2 separate regions of the Homo sapiens genome follow, and region 1 is linked to region 2. A link is an interaction called in ENCODE POLR2A ChIA-PET data of the cell type or tissue named here. Cell type or tissue: HCT116. All regions are shown on one strand. Each heading gives the region's core, and the rest is flanking DNA. Links, peaks and the distances in the headings are about the cores only. Region 1 has its middle 9.7 kb from the start of PPP1R14C. Region 2 overlaps LOC105378054 (a long non-coding RNA gene).

Region 1 (4,392 bases), core at 295-4,294, 160 kb before region 2:
TCCTCCCCAGGTGTGGGGTCTGGCTTGTTCCTTGCGCCGCCTGTCTGATTTTAAAGGACAAAATAGAAGAAGCAGCATAATAGGTAAATTAAACTCTTACCCTGTTTTTCAGAAAGACTCCATATTCCTTGGCTCAATAGATTCAGAAACTTACCAGAGTTTTTACTTTCTGAAGGGATATCTGTACCTTGGCCTCCCAAAGTGTTGGGATTACAGGTGTGAGCCACTGCACCTCACCTCCATTCTCTACATTTTCAACATATTGTAATTTCTAGAATCAACATAATTCTCTACACAAGTTTTTGGCACATCTGCTGTTTGGATATCTGTCCCCTTCAAATCTCATGTTGAAATATAATCCCAATGTTGGAGGTGGGGCCTGGTGGGAGGTGTTTGGGTCATGGGGGTGGATCCTTCCCGAATGGCTTGGTGCTGTCCTAGGAATAGCGAGTGAGTTATCTCTAGACCTGGTTTTTAAAAGTGTGTAGCACCTCCTTCGTCTCTCTCCCTCTGGCTCTTGCCATGTGAAGTGCCTGCTTCTCCTCCACCTTCTGCCATGAGTGGAAGCTTCCTGAGACCCTCACCAGAAGCAGATGCCAGCAGCATGCTTCTTGTACTGTCTGCAGAATCGTGAGCCAATTAAACTCTTTTCTGTATAAATTACTCAGCCTCAGGTATATCTTTATAGCAATGCAGAACAGCCTAATACAGTACTCTTAAGTTTTTTTTTTATTTTTAATTAACAGGCTTTCTTGGTGGCATGAGATATTCACTTATTTACACAATTATATAACAATATCTTATTCCTTTATTATTCTATAATGAAGAATTTTTTTTTTGCCTATCGGTCAATGTCCAGTCTTAATTTTTTTTCTTTCTTTTTTTTTTTTTTTTGAGACAAAGTCTCGCTCTGTCTCTCAGGCAGGAGTGCAGTGGCGCGATCTCGGCTCACTGCAAGCTCCACCTCCCGGGTTCACGCCATTCTCCTGCCTCAGCCTCCCGAGTAGCTGGGACTACAGGCACCCGCCACCACGCCCAGCTAATGTTTTGTATTTTTTTAGTAGAGATGGGGTTTCACCGTGTTAACCAGGATGGTCTCAATCTCCTGACCTTGTGATCTGCCTGCCTCGGCCTCCCAAAGTGCTGTGATTACAGTCATGACTCTCTTAATATTTTAAAATAGTTGGCAAATTGCTTTACCCATTTCAAGTGGTGAGTGAAATCTGCGCAGTGATGCAAGAGTGTGTTTCTGTGGGACTGAGAAAGCACTGGCAGGGGAGTGGCTGCTGCTGGGCCTGAGGCTTCTGTGGGACAGAGCCCAGAGGAGAGCAGCTGGGCGTGGGAATGAGTGAGAGAGGTCTGGAAAAAGGGCAGAGCTTGTGGAGTACACTTGTCACCCTTAAGACTGTTCTCAAATGGCCTGGGACAGTTGTCCTCCACTCTATCTGCACAGTGGGATCACCCAGAAAAATGTATTTATTTATTTATTTATTTATTTATTTATTTATTTATTTATGAGACGGAGTCTTGCTCTGTTGCTCAGGCTGGAGTGCAGTGGCACAATCTCAGCTCACTGCAACCTCTGCCTCCTGAGTTCAAGTGATTCTCCTGCCTCAGCCTCCCAAGTAGCTGGGATTACAGGTGTCTACCACCACTCCCGGCTAATTTTTGTATTTTCAGTAGAGACAGGGGTTTCACCATGTTGGCCAGGCTGGTCTTGAACTCCTGACCTCAGGTGATCAGCCTGCCTTGCCCTCCCAAAGTACTGGGATTACAGGCGTGAGCCACCATGCTCAGACTCTAGGAACTTTTATTTATTTATTTGTTTGTTTATTTATTTATTTATTTATTTATTTTGAGATGGAATCTTGCCCTGTTGCCCAGGCTGGGGTGGAACGGCGCAATCTTGGCTCACTGCAACCTCCGCCTTCCGGTTTCAAGTGATTCTCCTGCCTCAGCCTCCCGAGTAGCTGGGATTACAGGTGTGTGACACCATGCCCGGGTAATTTTTCTTTTTCTTTTTTTTTTGTATCTTTAATAGAGACAGGGTTTCACCATGTTGACCAGGCTGGTCTTGAACTCCTGACCTCGTGATCCACCCACCTTGGCCTCCCAAAGTGCTGGGATTACAGGCGTGAGCCACCCCACCCAGCCTTCTAGGAACTTTTAAATAACACCAGTGCCCAGGCCAGATCCCCAGAGACTTTGACTTAATAGGTCTGGGTGGGCCCATGTGACAAGGGACATGGTACTGAACATCTGCCAGACGCCATCTAGTATCACCAATTAATTGTAGAGGGTTTTAGTTCTTAAAGCAGAGAAAGGGAAAGGAAAAACCGCCTTCATTAGTTAGAACAATATTTGGCAAGTCCAGAATTGGAACTGAAATAGCAATCTTTGTGAGGGGAGGGCCCATGTTCCTTTTGAGGCTCTCTGTCCCCTGATGCTCTCCTACAATGTTCCCAGACTCCAGCAAGCCAAGCTAGAATGGAAGGTTGGGGGTGGGGGTTGCTACCTGCCCATATACCCCTGCCATAAACACACAGCCCTGCCCTAAAGACCCTGCCCCAGAACTGAGAGGGGGCTGAAACATATAAGTAAGATTTTACAAACAACTAGGCCAGCAGATTAAAAATAAGGTCCCATCTCCACTCCTCATAAAACTTAAGGGTAATGTTAGGGGGCCACATAACTTCTAGTAGCTTGGTTTCCTTATCTTGCAAGTGAATATAAAAACCAGCCTACAGGTAGATTACCTCACAGGGTTGTGGGAGAATTTAATGAGCTAGCATTTATAATAAAGTGGCTGACACATAAGAGGTGTCAGTGATGGGCAGCTTTTGGTATTACTAGACCCTGACTATTACCAGTCTGGGTCAACTGCTCACAGATAAGCCCAGCTCAGGACTTTCTTACCCTGGCTGTGGGCTGACTTCCTCGTGGAGATCGCACACAAGCATAGCTGGGTCTAGACATCTCCTGTGAGTCTAATCATGAGGCTGCCTGTGAGTCTAATCATGAGGCTGCGCAGTAAAGTCGCTTCTCCCACCTCCCCTTGTTGGTGCCTAAGGAGCTCCAGCTTCCAGAAGGCCTCTTAGATCTCCAGATAAATGACACTGGCAATATCAGGCCCTTCATGGATACCCAGCCCCCGTTCCCTGGCACAGAGGCCATTGTAGCACCTTTATACAGTGCTACCACCCCAACAGTCCTAAGAGGCCCAGTAGAACGAGGATGTTGATTTCAAAGGATTCTTGAGAACTCCTCCAGACCACATGGCTGGCAAACGGTGGGAAAACCACACAGCCTCGGTCAGAAGGTTCACGTCTTTCTGGGTCACTGGGATCAGCTATTTTTATAAAAGATTTCTGGAGGAGGAAATTAAAACCAGTGTGTCATTTTCTCAAGCTGGAGGGCAATGCCCAATTATTGCTGTTATTATAGTTATTGCCAGTTGTAAATTACACAATGAGACTTTTAGCACAGTGCTTTCCAGAGAGTGCGTCCTGAACTGCTGCCAGTTGGTGAGTGGTTTACAATTGGTCCATGGTGAGGTAAGCTCATAAATGGAGAGTAGGTATTCAGAAAGTTTTAAAGAAATGTGACATTGTCATGAGACCAATGGTATAAACTAGTCTCACAGAACAGGGCTCAGACCAGCCTGAGTGTTGTAGACTCACATGGTGAGTTGCAGGAGGCAGAGGCCACACATTAATGTTGCGCTCTAGGACCACGCCCTTCTTCACAATGAACTGCAAAACAGCAAAATTAGTCCTTCACTACAGATGCCCTTAGGCAGGAGCCTTCAGAATCATTCCAACTTTTGCAGATCTGAGAATGACTGCTCACAGCCAGGTGAGAGTAGAGCTGGAATTACCATTTCATTTTACACCTGGTTCCTCAGCCACTATTTCGAGTGGCTCAAACTCACAAGGTATTGAAAGCTGAAACCAAATACTGGAGGAAAAGGTGATTAGAGATTTTATTTTTATTTTTATTTTTTTTTGAGATAGAGTCTCACTTTGTCACCCAGGCTGGAGTGCAGTGCAGTGGCACAATCACAGCTCACCGAAGCCTCATTTTCCCGGGTACCGCCCTGCCCAGATAATAAAAACAATCTTTTTTTTTTAGTAGAAGTGAGGTCTTGCTATGTTGCCCAGGCTGTACTTGAACTGCTGAGCTCAAGTGATCCTCCCACATTGGCCTCCCAAAGTGCTAGGATTACATGTGTGAGCCACTGCATCTGGCTGAGATTCTGCTCATGAGTAGGGCCCTGGAGGAATTGGTGACTATTGTCCTTTTGTTTACTATGGAAACATAGTAAAACCCACAGGAGCATCTTGGTAGACAGCAAAAGTGTGACTTCCTGTGATTTAAAATCACCACCACCCC
Region 2 (4,392 bases), core at 186-4,185:
GACACTCTAAAAAAGAGACTTGTGGGAGGTTTCAGGCATTTGGAAGTTTTAGATACGACTTCAAGTAAGATTCACTTTCGGGTGAGGTAAGGAGCTTCTTGATTTTCCTTCTGTTGGTTTTTAATCCAGAGGTGGACAGAGATAGCATTTGCAACATAGAGCCAAGAACCCAGCCACAGCTCCTTGCTTGGCACTGCTCAACATTCCAGCAAGAATCCACGCTGCTTGGACCAATGGCTTTAGAAGTTGAATTATTTAGGCTGGGTGCAGTGGCTCACACCTGCAATCCCAGCACTTTGGGAGGCCGAGGCAGGTGGATCACCTGAGCTCAGGAGTTCGAGACCAGCCTGGCCAACATGGTGAAACCCCGTCTCTACTAAAATTATAAAAATTATCCAGGCATGGTGGTGCACACCTGTAGTTCCAGCTACCTGGGAGGCTGAGGCAGAATTGCTTGAACCCAGGAGGTGGAGGTTGCAGTGAGTCAACATCATGCCACTGCACTGCAGCCTGGGTGATAGAGTGAGACTCTGTCTCAAATTAAAAAAAAAAAAAAGAAATTGAATTATTTAAACAAATTTTCATTTAATTCAGTGCAGCTACTTCTGTAGTGTCCTGAGAGAAAAGACACAGCTGAGGTTGATGGACCTGGCTTCTGATTTGTATTACTGTTTCCTACCTGTGAGCCCACGAGCAATTTACTTTAATTCAGAGTCTGCAAACTAGAGGCCTGCTGCTGAATTTGCTTTGCATACTTTTTTTTGGCTTGGGCAATGCAGGGTTTATAAAAATTTAATCAGTAACTAACATCTAAATATCAGAGTTTTCAGCATGAATCCAGATTTCTGGCTTCTTTAGAAAAATGGAAAGATCTGGCAATACTGGGCCTGAATTCCCGACTAGAAACAATTGCGTTGATCATTCTTTATCGAGGGCAGTACCCTTTATTTTAATCATGATGCGGTCTCTGCTGGCATTTAAGTTTGCAACCTTGTACTTTGTTGAGCCTCAGTTTCTTAATCCACAAGATAAGCATACCGTACTTGTTTGTTCTTATGCTGCTAATAAAGACATACTTAAGACTGGGTAATTTATAAAGGAAAGTAGTTTAATGAACTCACAGTTCCACGTGGCTGGGGAGGCCTCACAATCATGGTGGAAGGCAAAGGAGGAGCAAAGTCACGTCTTACATGGCAGCAGGCAACAGAGCTTTTGCAGGTAGACTTCCATTTATAAAACCATCAGTTATCGTGAGACTTTTTCACTAACACAAGAACAGTATGGGGGAACCACAGCCATGATTCAATTATCTCCACCTGGTCCCACACTTGACATATGGGGATTATTACAATTCAAGGTGAGATTTGGGTGGGGACACAGCCAAACCACATCACATACTATCCTCAATTCATAGGTTCTTCTATTTTTTTTATTTTTAGTTTTTAGAGATGAGGTATCGCTCTGTTGCCCAAGCTAGAGTACAGCAGCATTATCATAGCTCACTGTAGCCTCAGGCGGGCTCAAGTGATCCTCCTGCGTCAGCTCCTGAGTAGCTGGGACTACAGGTGCATGACTCAGCTTCTTGTGTGAAGACGGAGTAACATCCATAAAGCAACTAATAGGATTTCACACACAGTAGGCCCTTGAGAAACGCTGGATCTTATGGTTTGTGTGCAATCTACAAGGTGTTTCCCCATCAGGAAACGCAGGGGTTATAATTTGGTTGTTGGTCCCCTCTAAATCTCATGTTGAAATGTGATCCCCAGTGTTGAAGGTGGGGCCTAGTGGGAGATGTTTGGGTCATGGGGGCATATCCCTCATGAATGTCTGGGGGCCGTCCTCACGATAACGAGTGAGTTCTCTATCACTCCATGTGAGATCTGGTTGTTTAAAAGAGCCTGCACCTCCTCCTTCTCTCTTGCTCCCTCTCCTGCCATGTGACACACTGGCTCCTCTTCACCTTCTGCCATGATTTTAAGCTTTCTGAGGCTCTCAACAGAAGCAGGTGCCAGCAATAAAGTTTCCTTAGGGGAGAGATAATGGTGGGAACAGTGGAGGAATGTGTGCAAGCTGCACTCAGGCTTTGCTGTGACTTTGTCTTGGATGGAGCCTGTCAGGTTATGAAATGTCATCCATTCCACATCCCTCTATGGAGTCCTCTGGAAAGAAGAATGGGCAACTCTTCCATAGGCTTCCTGTACAGCCTGCAGAACTATGAGCCAGATAAACCTCTTTTCTTCATTAAGTTACCCAGTCTTGGGTATTCCTTTATAGCAACGCAAAGTGGCCTAACACAATGGGGTCAGCTGATTCCTAAGCAGTATGTTGGTTGACACTGTTAATATGCTCTTTTCCCCATTTCCAGACTTTTTGGATACTTCATAGTGTATTTATTGTGCTATTTCAGATGAATAGTTAGATACAGTGGAGTACTTCAGATGAATATATATCCAGTACTTCCCATGAATATATATCCAGTGTATTATTTGAAAATGTAGTTAACATTAAGTGTATCCCAAGTCCTCCTGACTTTGTGGATGCTGTTTACATAGAGTTTATTCATATCTCTGGGGGTGGTAAGGGGAGTGTATTCTTTGGGGAAGGAAACAATTTTTACAACTACTTCCTAATTCCAGCTCGGAAGTCAGCAGGGCAGGCTGATGTGATGTTGAGTCATGCTGGGTTGATATCACGATGACAGAAACCTTAGGCCTCATTTCCATGCCTGGTGCCATCTGACTCTCTTTCTGGAAGGGCTTATGTCAGCTGTCCTCAGTGGTAACAGTGGGTTGAGCTTGATAATACTGGTTACAGGATTCTGAAAAATCACAGAAAGCCCTGAATCCCAAGCATCACACCTTAGTTCTGTAGAAAAAAATCTAAAGCCAACAGTATTTTTTTTTAACAGAGCAAAAGGAAGCTCATGTAAAACAAGGAGAGACAAGAGCTACTGAAACCCTGAGTGGCCACTTCTGTTTCTCCTTATCCTGTCTAAGCATCTCCCTGGATGCTTAGCATTGTGGGTGGAAGGGACCTGGCCAGCCTACACAGTGGAAGTTATCCTCCAATACTGAGATTTTCCAGTCTCATTACTCACCAATGCTCACTCAGGCAGGAAATGTTGCTTATACAGGTGCCAGGCAACCCCATACCTCTTTCACTCATCTCCCTTAATTATTGCAAAAGGCTTTGGGGTCCACTATTTGGTTGAGGAGAGTGTGGTGTCATCAGAGGTGTGAGAAAGCCTCACCTCCATTACCTGGGAGGCAGAGTGTCAGGGACAGAGAAGGCCTTGCTTTGGCCACAGGCCCCAAGCTAAGGGACCTTAGCTCTCTGGCAGCCCATGGAGTGGGCCCTGCCCAGTCCATACCACTGTCTATTTCCCTCACGAGTGGGACAGAGGCCCTGTGCCTGGATCCTTGGGGACGCATTTGCTCTACCCCGTTCTTCTTTCCAAAGGGCTCCCCAGAGAGATGCAGAACGGAGGACATGCTCCATCCAAGACAGGGTCATGCTCAGCCTGAGTGTGACTTGCACAGTTTCCTCTGCCTTTTCCCCCGTTATCTACCCCATAAGGAGACTTTAGTGTTTTTTTATTTTTCCCATAATACCCTGCCTACTCCATAAGATTTTCCATGAAGATCAAACATGCATAAAAGTCCATTGTAGATGGTAGATCACTCTACTGATGTTATTATTATGACTAATAATAGTAGCTTCAAAGGGGCCCAGTGTTTCCACTTGATTTTCTTTATGCTGTGACTGTTTTATCTTGAAGAATTTTTCTTTTTGCTCACAGGTATTTATATCAGCCAGAGTCCCAGCAGGAAGATGGCATCTTCCACAAGATAAGTGGGCCAAGTTTAAAGATGAGATGATCTACACAGGTCTGGGCAGGGCTATGGGGTTCCCCAGGGGTGGAGGTGCCCCAGGGAGGGGAGTAGCACTAGCACTAAGCCTGAGAGTGCAGCCTGTGCAGTCACCTGTCAGTGCTCAGAGAGTCCCCGTGCTTCGTTTAACCCTCTGCTGTCACATTCTTGAAATCTCGAATACTTTTTGAACAAGGGTTTTTGCATTTCATTTTGGCCTTGGGCCCTGCAAATAATGTAGCCCATCTGCTTCGACCTCCTCCAAGTCTGAAGAGACAAAGGGAGGAAGGAATGACATTGGTTGGAGCCCAGCTATGGGAAGGGCTGTTTAATAGGGTCTGTTGTCTGAGGCCAGGCGCAGTGGCTCATGCCTGTAATCCCAGCACTTTGGGAGGCTGAGGCGGGAGGATCACCGAGGTCAGGAGTTCGAGACCAGCCTGGCCAAGATGGCGAAACCCCATCTCTACTGAAAATACAAAAATTAGCCAGGTATTGTCATGCATGCCTGTAATCTCAGCTATGT

What was found. Peaks named below come from ENCODE experiments on the same cell type or tissue, not always from the same donor. Only the 100,000 strongest peaks of a DNase experiment are listed, where the experiment ranks them.
Region 1: POLR2A ChIA-PET joins it to region 2 with 5 read pairs; 4 of 35 experiments call an interaction of 5 or more read pairs at or near these places.

The regions. Positions count from the first base shown.
Region 1 is chr6:150,131,117-150,135,508 of GRCh38, forward strand. No RefSeq gene overlaps it. Among named protein-coding and RNA genes, the nearest start is that of PPP1R14C, 9.7 kb to the right of the region's middle. In HCT116, for the core only: no CTCF peak of the experiment used is centred there; no DNase peak of the experiment used is centred there.
Region 2 is chr6:150,290,981-150,295,372 of GRCh38, forward strand. LOC105378054 (a long non-coding RNA gene) reads left to right here. Exons shown (of 3, transcript XR_943109.3): 2 at 3,800-3,887. Among named protein-coding and RNA genes, the nearest start is that of IYD, 76 kb to the right of the region's middle. In HCT116, for the core only: no CTCF peak of the experiment used is centred there; a DNase peak (open chromatin) is centred at 2,681.